Regions from separate parts of the Homo sapiens genome. Here regions 2 and 3 are each linked to region 1. Evidence: chromatin contacts called from ENCODE Hi-C or POLR2A ChIA-PET data. All regions are on one chromosome and are shown on one strand. The core of a region is the stretch at or near the end of the contact, and the rest is flanking DNA. Distances in the headings are between cores, read along the strand shown. Region 1 holds the start of PSMB5 (proteasome 20S subunit beta 5). Region 2 holds the start of OXA1L-DT (OXA1L divergent transcript). Region 3 holds the start of NGDN (neuroguidin).

The links. A loop is a pair of places that touch in the nucleus more often than their neighbours do. ChIA-PET counts read pairs that join two places held with the same protein, here RNA polymerase II (POLR2A). Pooled maps may share reads with other maps.
Region 2: a map of CD8-positive, alpha-beta T cell shows a loop between it and region 1 (13-fold over the local background). The contact joins the promoter of OXA1L-DT here to the promoter of PSMB5 in region 1. A Hi-C loop is called at or near these places in 6 of 168 maps with a recorded cell type or tissue (CD4-positive, alpha-beta T cell, CD4-positive, alpha-beta memory T cell, CD8-positive, alpha-beta T cell and 1 more), 1 of 37 single-sample maps with no recorded cell type and 16 of 50 pooled maps. POLR2A ChIA-PET finds 5 or more read pairs at or near these places in 4 of 52 experiments (CD4-positive, alpha-beta T cell, OCI-LY7 and activated naive CD4-positive, alpha-beta T cell).
Region 3: a loop to region 1 is called in a pooled map, with 16 times the contacts of the local background. The contact joins the promoter of NGDN here to the promoter of PSMB5 in region 1. A Hi-C loop is called at or near these places in 2 of 37 single-sample maps with no recorded cell type and 12 of 50 pooled maps. POLR2A ChIA-PET finds 5 or more read pairs at or near these places in 1 of 52 experiments (GM10248).

Annotation. Positions count from the first base shown.
Region 1 is chr14:23,033,478-23,037,318 of GRCh38, forward strand. It overlaps PSMB5 (proteasome 20S subunit beta 5), which reads right to left and starts at 1,423. Exons shown (of 3, transcript NM_002797.5): 1 at 1,207-1,423; 2 at 1-197. The coding sequence starts at 1,404. RefSeq lists enhancers at 1,149-2,348, 1,149-1,818, 1,603-1,897.
Region 2 is chr14:22,765,138-22,768,620 of GRCh38, forward strand. It overlaps OXA1L-DT (OXA1L divergent transcript), which reads right to left and starts at 1,425. Exons shown (of 3, transcript XR_001750638.3): 1 at 1,287-1,425. It overlaps OXA1L (OXA1L mitochondrial inner membrane insertase), which reads left to right and starts at 1,551. Exons shown (of 10, transcript NM_005015.5): 1 at 1,551-1,627; 2 at 2,111-2,272; 3 at 2,821-3,034. The coding sequence starts at 1,565. RefSeq lists enhancers at 146-709, 710-1,272, 1,273-1,836, 1,430-1,659.
Region 3 is chr14:23,467,860-23,471,560 of GRCh38, forward strand. NGDN (neuroguidin) reads left to right here and starts at 1,844. Exons shown (of 11, transcript NM_001042635.2): 1 at 1,844-1,868; 2 at 2,183-2,242; 3 at 3,047-3,118. The coding sequence starts at 1,857. RefSeq lists a silencer at 1,471-1,520 and an enhancer at 1,607-2,547.

The sequences.
Region 1 (3,841 bases), core at 173-2,672:
CGTTCCTTATTTCGAAGCTCATAGATTCGACATTGCCGAGCCAACAGCCGTTCCCAGAAGCTGCAATCCGCTGCGCCCCCAGCCATGGTGCCTAGCAGGTATGGGTTGATCTCTATCACCTTCTTCACCGTCTGGGAGGCAATGTAAGCACCCGCTGTAGCCCTGGAGTCAGCTGCAACTATGACTCCATGGCGGAACTGTTAAGATCAGAGGAAAACACAAAACAGGCCACATAAGACCACAAAAACACTCCTACATACTTCTTTTTGCATCAATCCAAACCCAGCACATCTCTTTCTCCGTCCTTTTATACTTCACAGTATACTTCTATACTTCACCATATATTAATGTCACCCGAGCTTCACATCAATCCCTTGACATGGATATAACCCATATTAAATTCATTTTATAGGATGGGCGTGGTGGCTCACTCCTGTAACCCAGGCATTTTGGGAGACCAAGGCGGGAGGACCGCTTGAGGCCAGGTGCTGGAGACCAGCCTGGGCAACACAGGGAGATCCATCTCTACAAAAAGTAAAAAAACTTAGCCTGTCGTGGTGGTGTGTGCCTATAGTGTCAGCTACTCTGGAGGCTGAGGCGCTGGAGCCACTGCACTCCAGCCTGAGCGACAGCGAAAAGCCCTGTTTCAAAAAAAAAAAAAAAACAAATCATTTTATAGATGAGGAAACAGGTTCAATGAAATCAAATGATTTCTCAATCTAGAGCTAGTTATTGCAGAGCTGGGCAAGGAACCCCAAATGTCTGATTCTTAGTACAATGCTTACCCTCACCACGCTTCCCCTTCATGCCAGTTTCAGTTACCCCTGCCTTGAGGGGCCGCCCAGTTTCCAAAACTTTGGTAAACGTTTACAATAGCCTTCCCTCGGCCAAGATTCATTGTTGTTGCGGCCTTTCCCAGCTAGAAGATCCTGAACAGCAGCAACCTGGGGTCGCCTAGGAATCAACCCAAGAGGCCTCACCTTCCTCCCCCGACTTACCCCCGGCCCCACCGCCACCCTTTCCAACCAGAGCAAAGACAGGGGCCTCCTGGGCCAATGAGACAGCAAAACTGCTGCGGTCCGAACGAGAGGACCCAGCCTCCGCCTGGGTTGGTGGCCAAGGCCACCGCAAACTCCGGTCAGGCTGGGAGGCCAGGCAAGTCGCGGGCGTTCAGTACTCAGCCTGGCAAGGGGGCTGGCTCCACACCTTGAAGGCCAGGGTGGTTGTTCCATGAAGCATTTCGATTCCTGGCTCTTCTGGGACACCCCAGCCTGGCGCGGCCAGGCTCAGACCATCACTGAGACTCCCTGGACCTAGATCCAGCAGATCTGCACGACCCCCAAGTCCGAAAAACCCGCGCTGGTTCACCGGTAGCGGTCTCTCCAACACGCTGGCAAGCGCCATGTCTAGTGTGGGCAGAAAGAACTAATTCTGAGAACGCCTAGCAAAGATAGGCCGGGCAACGCCTCGCCGTCACAGCTTCACTTCCTATTAAATCTATTCCGGAATGGAGCCATTTTGACTGCTGGCAAGCACGCCTCCAAAAAGAAGAGCCAGATGCGAAAGACCATTTTCACTGAAGGGGGTCGGGGAAATAGATGGCTTCACTAACCTTAAATTCTAAAAGGACGTACCTGCCATCTTGGCTTTGGTCATGCAAGTAGTCCTGGATCAGAATAACCTCAAAATCACAGGAAGTGACTGAAAACGTCCATGTTGCGTAAGGGAAGTGAGGTCGGCCATCTTTGAGAAGGGCGTGACTGGTTGAAAATCGGTTCTGAACCCTTAGCGGTGAGTCCTCCCACTCCAGCCTGGTGTCCAAGCAACAGGTTACATCGCTGCTGCTTCAGCACCTTGTTAACGCGCCTGAGGTTGCCATCTTGTTTAAGGGCACCTTCTAAAATTGGGTAAAATAATGATCCATTCTGAGGCCATTTCCCTATATTAGTTAAACCACAGCAATTAGTGGTAAAACAACGCAACAAAATAAAAGTGCTATACCTCTTGTTGTCAGTCGCCATACAGCAACCCTTCTTTAACAGTAACCGGTTATTAATATCCAATATTCGTTCTCTTGACTCCTACCTTCTGGTGGAAATTCGAATAAGTAATGAATTGCCTAAAAGGCAGATGGAAGAAGAAAAAGCAAAGGGTCCAGTTAATCCACAAACTAGATTCTCAGTTCAGACCTGAATAAGTGTCAGTAGTAATTTACCATCTCAGAGACGGGAGGACGGTTGAGACTGCATAAATATGTACCAAGAGATTCTCTAACTTCAACTTGCTAAGATGATGCCTTTTATTCAGGAACATACTATATTTCATTGCCTCTTCCTCCCTCCACCCACCTTCATTTTTCAAATCTTTTGGGAACTATAACAAACCGGGAAGTGTGCATATGTATGAAATGTTGCCTCCTGCTTTATGGTTCTATGAAGTCAGTCTCTGGCCTTCCTTGTTGGATTCTAGCAGCAACATCTATCAACACCGAAATTCCACTTTCCTCTGATGCCCAGTTCGGCCCCATCTTTCCCCCAGCAGACTCTGCATATGCTGTATTGTTTTTGTTTGTTTGTTTGTTTGTTTTTTGAGACCAAGTCTTGCTGTGTCCCCCAGGCTGGAACACAGTGGCACGATCTCTGCTCACTGCAACCTCTGCTTCCCAGGTTCAAGCGATTCTCCTGCCTCAGCCTCCCGAGTAGCTGGGATTACAGGCGCCTGCCTCCACAACAGGCTAATTTGTGTGTGTGTGTGTGTGTGTGTGTGTGTGTGTGTGTGTGTGTGTGTTTAGTAGAGACGGGGTTTCACCGTGTTAGCCAGGATGGTCTTGATCTCCTGACCTCGTGATCCACCCACCTCGGCCTCCCAAAGTGCTGGGATTACAGGCATGAGCCACCGTGCCCGGCCTCACGCCTGGCTAATTTTTGTATTTTTAGTAGAGATGGGGTTTCACCATATTGGCCACGCTGGTCTCAAACTCTTGACCTCAGGTGATCCGCTTGTTAGCCAGGATGGTCTTGATCTCCTGACCTCGTGATCCACCCACCTCGGCCTCCCAAAGTGCTGGGATTACAGGCATGAGCCACCGTGCCCGGCCTCACGCCTGGCTAATTTTTGTATTTTTAGTAGAGATGGGGTTTCACCATATTGGCCACGCTGGTCTCAAACTCTTGACCTCAGGTGATCCGCTTGCCCCGGCCTCCCAAAGTGCTGGGATTACAGGTGTGAACCACTGCGCCTGGCCTATGCTGTATTTTTAATGCTGAAATTGGCAACCCTTTCCAAGCCCAATCATCAGAATAGAATTAAACAGGAGATCTTTGTGTTTCACACTTGGATGATGTGGAAAATGCGGAGTGCGTCTGTTTACTGAGCATATATTATTTTGCAGTCACCCCTGCAGTGCAACTAGTCTTTCTGCCTCCTTCCAGTGGTTTTTCACTCTGCCACTGATAGCATGTGTACCTCTCTTAAGGCCCTTTTACATTTTACCTGGTTAGAAATTACATTTATCTCCTACCGGATTGTGAGCTTTTAAATACAAGTACTTACTATTCATTTCTGTACCCACTGTATGCTTAATACATATTTGCCAAATGAACACCTGAAAGAATGACAGCAGTGGTCTTCTAGTCAAAAAGGCTTGAAGTCCTTGCTTATCTTTTACAGCTTTTTTCTTTCCTTCATATCCAGTTAGTTGCATGGTCCTGTTGATTATTTCCACTTCAGTGTTTCTCACATTCTTTTTCATTACAACTGATACCACCTTTGGCTTCTTATGTCCTCATTCTGGAATTGCTGAAATATTCTCCTTATTTTATTTTATTTTTTTGAGATGGAG
Region 2 (3,483 bases), core at 175-2,674, 270 kb before region 1:
CTTTCTGAAACTATAATTTGTTGTTTAGAAAGTAATCTGCATATTGAGAGACTTTGTAAGGGTTCAAACATAATCAAACTCCACCTTTCTGACCAGTAACTTTTTTCCCTGAAGATGAATGCTTTTAACTTCAAGAAACAGAACACCCAAGCAACAGACTTAGAGTCTAAACAGTAAAGACCTTTAATCATCTTTTTTTTTTTTTTTTTGAGATGGAGTCTGTCGCCCAGGCTAGAGTGAGGTGGCTCCACCTCGGCTCACTGCAACCTCCACCTCCCGGATTCAAGCGATTCTCCTGCCTCAGCCTCCCTAGTAGCTGGGACTACAGGTATGCACCACCACGCCCGCCTAGTTATTTTGTTTTTTTGTTTTTTGTATTTTTAGTAGAGACAGGATTTCACCATGTTGGCCAGGCTGGTCTCGATCTCTTGACCTAGTTATCGAGACCACCTCAGCCTCCCAAAGTGATGAGATTACAGGTATGAGCCACTGCACCCGGCCAAGACCTTTAATTAACTTACACAACAAAGTCTGGAGATAGGCAGTTCCAAGCATGGTACAGCAGCTCAATGATATCATCAAGTATTTGGGTGTTTTCTATCTTTGCCCTCAACCATCTTCAGCACGTGAGTTTTTCTTTCCTTTTTTTTTTTTTTTTTGAGACGGAGTCTCGCTCTTGTTGCCCAGGCTGGAGTGCAGTGGCACAATCCCGGCTCACTGCAACCTCTGCATCCCGGGTTCAAGTGATTCTCCTGCCTCAGCCTCCCGAGTAGCTGGGATTACAGGCGCCCACCACCACGCCCGGCTAATTTTTGTATTTTTAGTAGAAATGGGGTTTCACCATGTTGGCCAGGATGGTCTCGACCTCCTGATCTCGTGATCCACCCACCTCGGCCTCCCAAAGTACTGGGATTACAGACCTGAGCCACCGCGCCCGGCCTGCACGTGAGCTTTTCATCTGGAAACTTGTCCCCTCATGGTCAGTCCTCACACCACCCCACTTACAGAAGAAAAAAATGGAAAGGTGAAGTCTCCTCTGGAAGCTTCGTCTTTTTATCTGGGAGGAAAATATTTCCCAGAAGCTGCCTTCTTTTAATTTCTGTCAGACTCTAGACTACCCTCAAATTTCACTGGACCTGCGATTACAATATTACCTAGCAATAAGAATCAAAAGAATCGAACATCATTGAGTGGGAAAAATCCTCTGCAAGTACAGCCAAGCCTTTTCTGAGGCTATTTTTAAACTTACAAATCAGAGGACAATCGCGACATTAGAGGAAAATTACCCAGGTTTACGCCATCACTAACGATGATAGCTTACGATGATAGCTAACCCAGCTCTTCAACTTCCTTTCAATCTCCAGAAAAGGCTCTCTGCGTGCTAATGGTAACGTGGCTTTACAGATTTTTACCCACTTCAAATATGGCCGCCAAGCTCCGTTCTCTTTTACCGCCTGATCTGCGGCTACAATTCTGGCTTCATGCCCGCCTCCAAAAGTGCTTCCTCTCGAGGGGTTGTGGTTCTTACTGCGCAGGCGCAAAAGCAAGTCCTCTTCCGGGCAAAATGGCGATGGGACTAATGTGCGGACGCCGGGAGCTTCTGCGCTTGCTACAGTCCGGGCGTCGGGTAAGGATGCCCCGGGGCAGAGCACCGGGATGCTGCCCTGACCCAGTGAACCAGGCCCCAGGACAGCTCGTGCTAGGGGTATCAGCAGACGCTGACCTGCTCACCGGGACCTGAATGTCATGACCTCGGGTCATGTGAGGACGCGCTAGGGTTAGTCCCCGACACTATGGGCCCAGCAGCCCGGTGTCAGCTTCTGGAATTGGCTTGGCTCCTGGCGAGAGCACCTCGGCCTCGTTCTCAGGGCCCTCCGATGTGGGTCTGCGATAACTGAGATGCGGGGAACCCAGGTTCGAGCTTCGCTCTGCAGGCACCACCCGCTGCATGCCTTCGGGCTAGCGGTCTGCGCGCGGTGATAGCAATGTCCTCCCCTGTAGTGGCCGAGCTGCCTGCTTCTTGGGGAGTTAGCATAATGAATCCCGTTTGCACCCACGCGAGGACTTCTGCTCCCGGTAAAGGGGCTCCATCATCCTTTTACACGCTCAGGTCCACAGCGTCGCAGGGCCCTCGCAATGGCTTGGGAAACCGCTGACCACACGGCTCCTATTCCCAGCAGCCCCGTGCTGCTGTCGCCCACACTACCTCTTCCTTGCGGCTTCCGGCCCCCGCAGCCTCAGTACCTCTGCTATCTCTTTTGCAGAAGTCCAGGTAAGAGGCCTTTCGTTCCTGCAATATTAGGAGTGGTGTTTCCTGGTTGGTTTCATATTTTGTTTTGTTTGGGAGCAGGGGGAATATGGAGCAGAGTTCTTGTCCACGCTCCACACAGCTCTCCAAAATGATAGCATCTCTGCTTAGGATGGATTTTCAATTCAGTGGGGAAATGATTGAAAGTACAACAGGAGAGATGTTATATTTGGTTTTCTGAGCTGTTTTAAAGAAAAGCAATTGTTTCATGTTAATATATGGCAAAAATCATGATAGTGATATTCAAATGGCTGAAGTTTGGAAAACAGTGATAAAAGAAATAACTTCCCAGCATGAAGGGAAGTCATGGATTCTTACTCAAAGTAACTTCTCTTCCTAACTATTGATAAAAATGAGATGTCCTTTTTAAGCTTGAAATCTGCAGACACTAGGCTAACCTGGAAGAACAAGAAGTAGAGAGAACAGAACCCAGTACTGGTTATTATAAAAAGATCTCACTTGCTTTGTGTTCGCTACTGAATAAATATAATACAAGGCTTTCTTTCACACAGGTTCAGGCCCCTCCTGTTGTTGCTGCAACTCCCTCACCCACAGCAGTACCTGAGGTGGCTTCTGGAGAGACTGCAGATGTAGTCCAAACTGCTGCAGAGCAGAGCTTCGCTGAACTGGGGCTGGGGTCATACACCCCAGTGGGACTGATCCAGAATTTACTGGAATTTATGCATGTTGATCTGGGCCTACCTTGGTGGGGGGCCATTGCTGCATGTAAGGGGAATATACCCTGGACATGGGTTAGGGATTTAACCTCATAGATGGCAATTCTTTGAATGGATTCAGGAAGTAGTTGCAGAAGCTCTGGGGTCAGAAGAGCAGATGATTTCAAATGAGCAATAGAGGTTCATGATACCTAGATGCACTCTGCCTATATTTCTTAAAGAGCATTATAAAACCACCAGATCATCTGGGATTCAAGAAGTGTAGATATTTGAATACAAACATGGGGTTAGAGTCAGGGGACCTTATTAACAGTCATGAAGCTATCCTGGTTTAGAACAGAGGTTCAGGTCAGGCACTTAAACCCCTAAATTGGGAAGCCACTAGCATTGCTTTTGTAAAGGCTAGAACTCTGCTTTGAATTATGTGTCTTTCTGCCACGTTGCTCCATCAATTATCTTTTCTCCCCTGTGTCTTCAGCATTTCCCTCCTCACTGCCC
Region 3 (3,701 bases), core at 594-3,093, 430 kb after region 1:
CAGGGAGGCAGAGGTTGCAGTGAGCCAAGATCGCGGCACTGCACTCCAGCTTGGGCAACAGTATGAGACTCCGCTCAAAAAAAAAAAAAAAAAAAAAGGCCGGGCGCGGTGGCTTACGCCTGTAATCCCAGCACTTTGGGAGGCTGAGGCGGGTGGATCATGAGGTCAGGAGATCGAGACCATCCTAGCTAACATGGTGAAACCCTGTCTCTACTAAAAAAAAAAAAAAAAAAAAAAAAATCAGCCGGGCGTGGTGGCAAGTGCCTGTAGTCCCAGCTACTCGGGAGGGCGAGACAGGAGAATCGCTTGAACCCGGGAGGCGGAGGTTGCAGTGAGCCGAGATCGCGCCACTGCACTCCAGCTTGGGCAACAGAGCGAGACTCGGTCTCAAAAAAACCCAAAATATGGCAGTGCAATTTGTTTTCTCATTGCTATCATAAAGCATATGAACAAACTAAATTTCAAATTCCCCGAAAAGGAAAAGTTTATTGCTGATCTAATTAGACAGGTCCGAAAATTTATGTAGAAATAGAAACTTTTCATAATACAAATCTTGATAAAACATTACAAAAGCTACTGGATAATTGACTAAGTATGCTGCAACAGCATCCTGAGCTTCCACAGTGGGCCTGAAGCAGCAAATTAAATGTTAGAGGAGTGGGGACTGAACACCCTCCTGCCTTCTTGAATCCAGCAAGATCTAGATACCAGGATTTCCTTACCTCACCTGCCCAGATACAGGTGTTATTCTTAATTCCAAAAGACAGCTTCAAGTCGGTAAGATCTGATTTCTAGACCCAGCTCTGTTGGACGAGTTGTGAACAAAAAATTATACACTATCATTCACCCTTTCGGTGCTTTATTTCCTAAGGCATGGGATGGGAACAATGAGTATCCGTCCAACCTACTTCACCAGCTTGTGAAAAACCAGAGTGAGAGAACACATCTGAAAGCACTGGGTAATGATGAGGCAGGTTATACTGAAACATGCACTGCCAGAGTTTGAACCAAGTTCTGCTGAAGACCTGTGTGACCGCGGTAAGTCATGTAAATATGAACCGTTCCCCAATTTGTAAAACGTATTCTTTTCATGTCCCCAAACTGGTAGGAGCGAAGAGTGTCGGGGCGTTATTGGAGCCGTTTCTCAGCGCTCCACAGTGCACACCAAGAGGGCAGGTGTCCTCGCACTCGGTTTCTAAACTCTGGCTCTGGGCTTCTCTAGCCTCGCTCTCTTATTTACAGATGAAGAAGGCTCAGAGACCGAGTGACTTGTCCACGGTCACACAAGGAGTAGTGTTACAGAATCGATTCCAGGGCCACCGGGTCTGTAAGGCATTTGGCGCGGTGGCCGTTGGATGAGCAGCCAGCAATGGCGGCTCTGCAATGTCGACACCGCAAAGCCAAGCCAAGGCCCATCACCTAGCGGCCGGTTCACGCACTACAAGAAAAGTGCCGTGAAAAAAGACTCTGGGTGCTGCGGCAGACGGGAGCCAATACGCGCTAAGTTCGCTCTGCTAATTCCTTTTTTCTATTGGTCCTTCCAACTGTCAATCAATTATTTGACTGTCTCTTATTGGCTTGCCGTCAATCATTTTACTCAGTCTACCAATCACACGCTCTTTGCCAAGTGCTTTTTTTCGTCCTGACGACTCTTTCTGAGTCTGACGAATTTAGCCAGTTCCTTTATTCCATTGGCCAGATCAGACTCCTCCTCTCGTTTATCCTGTTGGGGGCGGAAGTGAGAAAGCCCTTATTCGTATTGGCTTAGATTTGCAAGCGGCAGTTGTCTATCAAATCTATCAAGTCGCCCTTAGCGCTCAGGAAGTACGACACCGGAAGGGGTGGGCTTTGCGAAGATGGCGGCGCTGGTGAGTTTGGTGTGGTTTCTTCCTCGCGTAGCTATTGTGGAGTTGTCCTTTGCCTTCAGCGGCTGGAGGCAAACTGTTGGTACCAGGGAAGGGTGGTGATGAAAGTTGCTTCAGGGAGGCGGCCTCCCTAGAGTTACCGTTCCTGTCCGGTAACCCAAGGGGCTGGCTTTAAGGCGAGTCTGTGAACCCGAGTGTGAAGGCCCCGAGTCTGGGTGTCTGACGGAGAGAGGGCAGTTTCCCACCCTAGACGTTCCACTTTCCTATAATCCTGAGGAAAGAATGACTTTTCTTTACGCCTCCTCTCCCTTCTGTAGGGGGTGCTGGAGTCCGACCTGCCAAGTGCCGTGACACTTCTGAAAAATCTCCAGGAGCAAGTGAGTAGTGTCGCCTCTGGAATAAATTAGTCACGGATTGGCTTTGAGTTTGTGTACTTCACCTCAAAACTTTGGTGATTGAGATACGTGAATGCTTCCAAAAACCTTAGAGTAAAATGATGTAATCAAAACCTTTTCACGCCAGAATTCTAAGTAATTGATTCTGCACCCAAGGGAATACAAGAAACTCCAAAAAGAAATTATATGAATAGTTTTCCTTTATTCATATAGCTAAGGAAACCAGTGCTTGGAATGGTAACATGACTTGCCCTTTGGGTGCCCAGGTAATACACACTTATATACAGATGCTTCTCGACTTAACGATGGAGGTTATGGCCTGATAAACCCATTGTAATTCGAAAACCTCATAAGTCGAAATTTAGGCTTGATGCCGCTGCCCAGCATCACGAGAAAAGGACGGTTTCTACCGAATGCATATTTCTTTTACACCCTCGTAAAGTGGAAATTAAGTCATAAGTCGGGGAGTTATGTAGTTCTATGCATTGTAAGTTCAACTAGTACAAACAAAATTACAGTGCTTCAGTCACTACTCTCTCAGTCCTTTTCTCCTCCCTGTGGTTCAGTAAAAGATGGTCTCTTCTTTAAGAAGTGGAAAGTTTTTTTTTTTTTAAACTTTTTGAAGAACCATCTCTCCTATGCTTTCCGAGAAGTGAGAAGATAGTACTATACTTTAGACAGTGTTTCAGATAATTTTTAGGTGGCATTGTTTAGCTTTTGCTCTTCACAGTTTGCAGACATAATTTGATATAATCTAATCACTTGTTTTATTTGGGCTAATTTCAGGTGATGGCTGTAACTGCACAAGTGAAATCACTGACACAAAAAGTTCAAGCTGGTGCCTATCCTACAGAAAAGGTAAGATGTACTCAAACAGTAAGCATCCCCTGACTTAATGTTCTCAGTAGTTCTTTCATTGTATGTTTATTGTGTCTTATATATCCTAAGTGCTCGAGCTTCAAACATAAATATGATCCAGTTTCTGTGCTGAAGTCTAGAGGGAAGACAAAGCAAAGCAATAGATGTAAGTATTAATAGTAGCAGTCACATTACAGAGTTATGAGTCTCCAGCCAAAGAGAGGGATTAATTAACTGCCAGAAGAGCAGAGGGATTCAGGACAGGCTTCCCAGAGGAGGTGATAGGATTTTGAGGAATAAATGGGAGGGACAGAAAGAAGGAACATGTGCAAAGGCACAAAGGCCTGAAAGTATGGTGATAAGGGAAAGGAGTAAGTCATTTTTGTGATAGGATGTACTTTCTGTGTTATGTGTGTTGGGGGTAGGAAATAAGACTGGAAAAGTCACTCTGAAGATTACTGTAGGCCAACTGAGGAGTTACTTTCAGATTTCATCTAATCTAAGACACTTATTAATTGGGACATATCACTTATTGTATATATTAAGAAAAAATGTGACAGGCCGGGCATGGTGGCTCATGCCT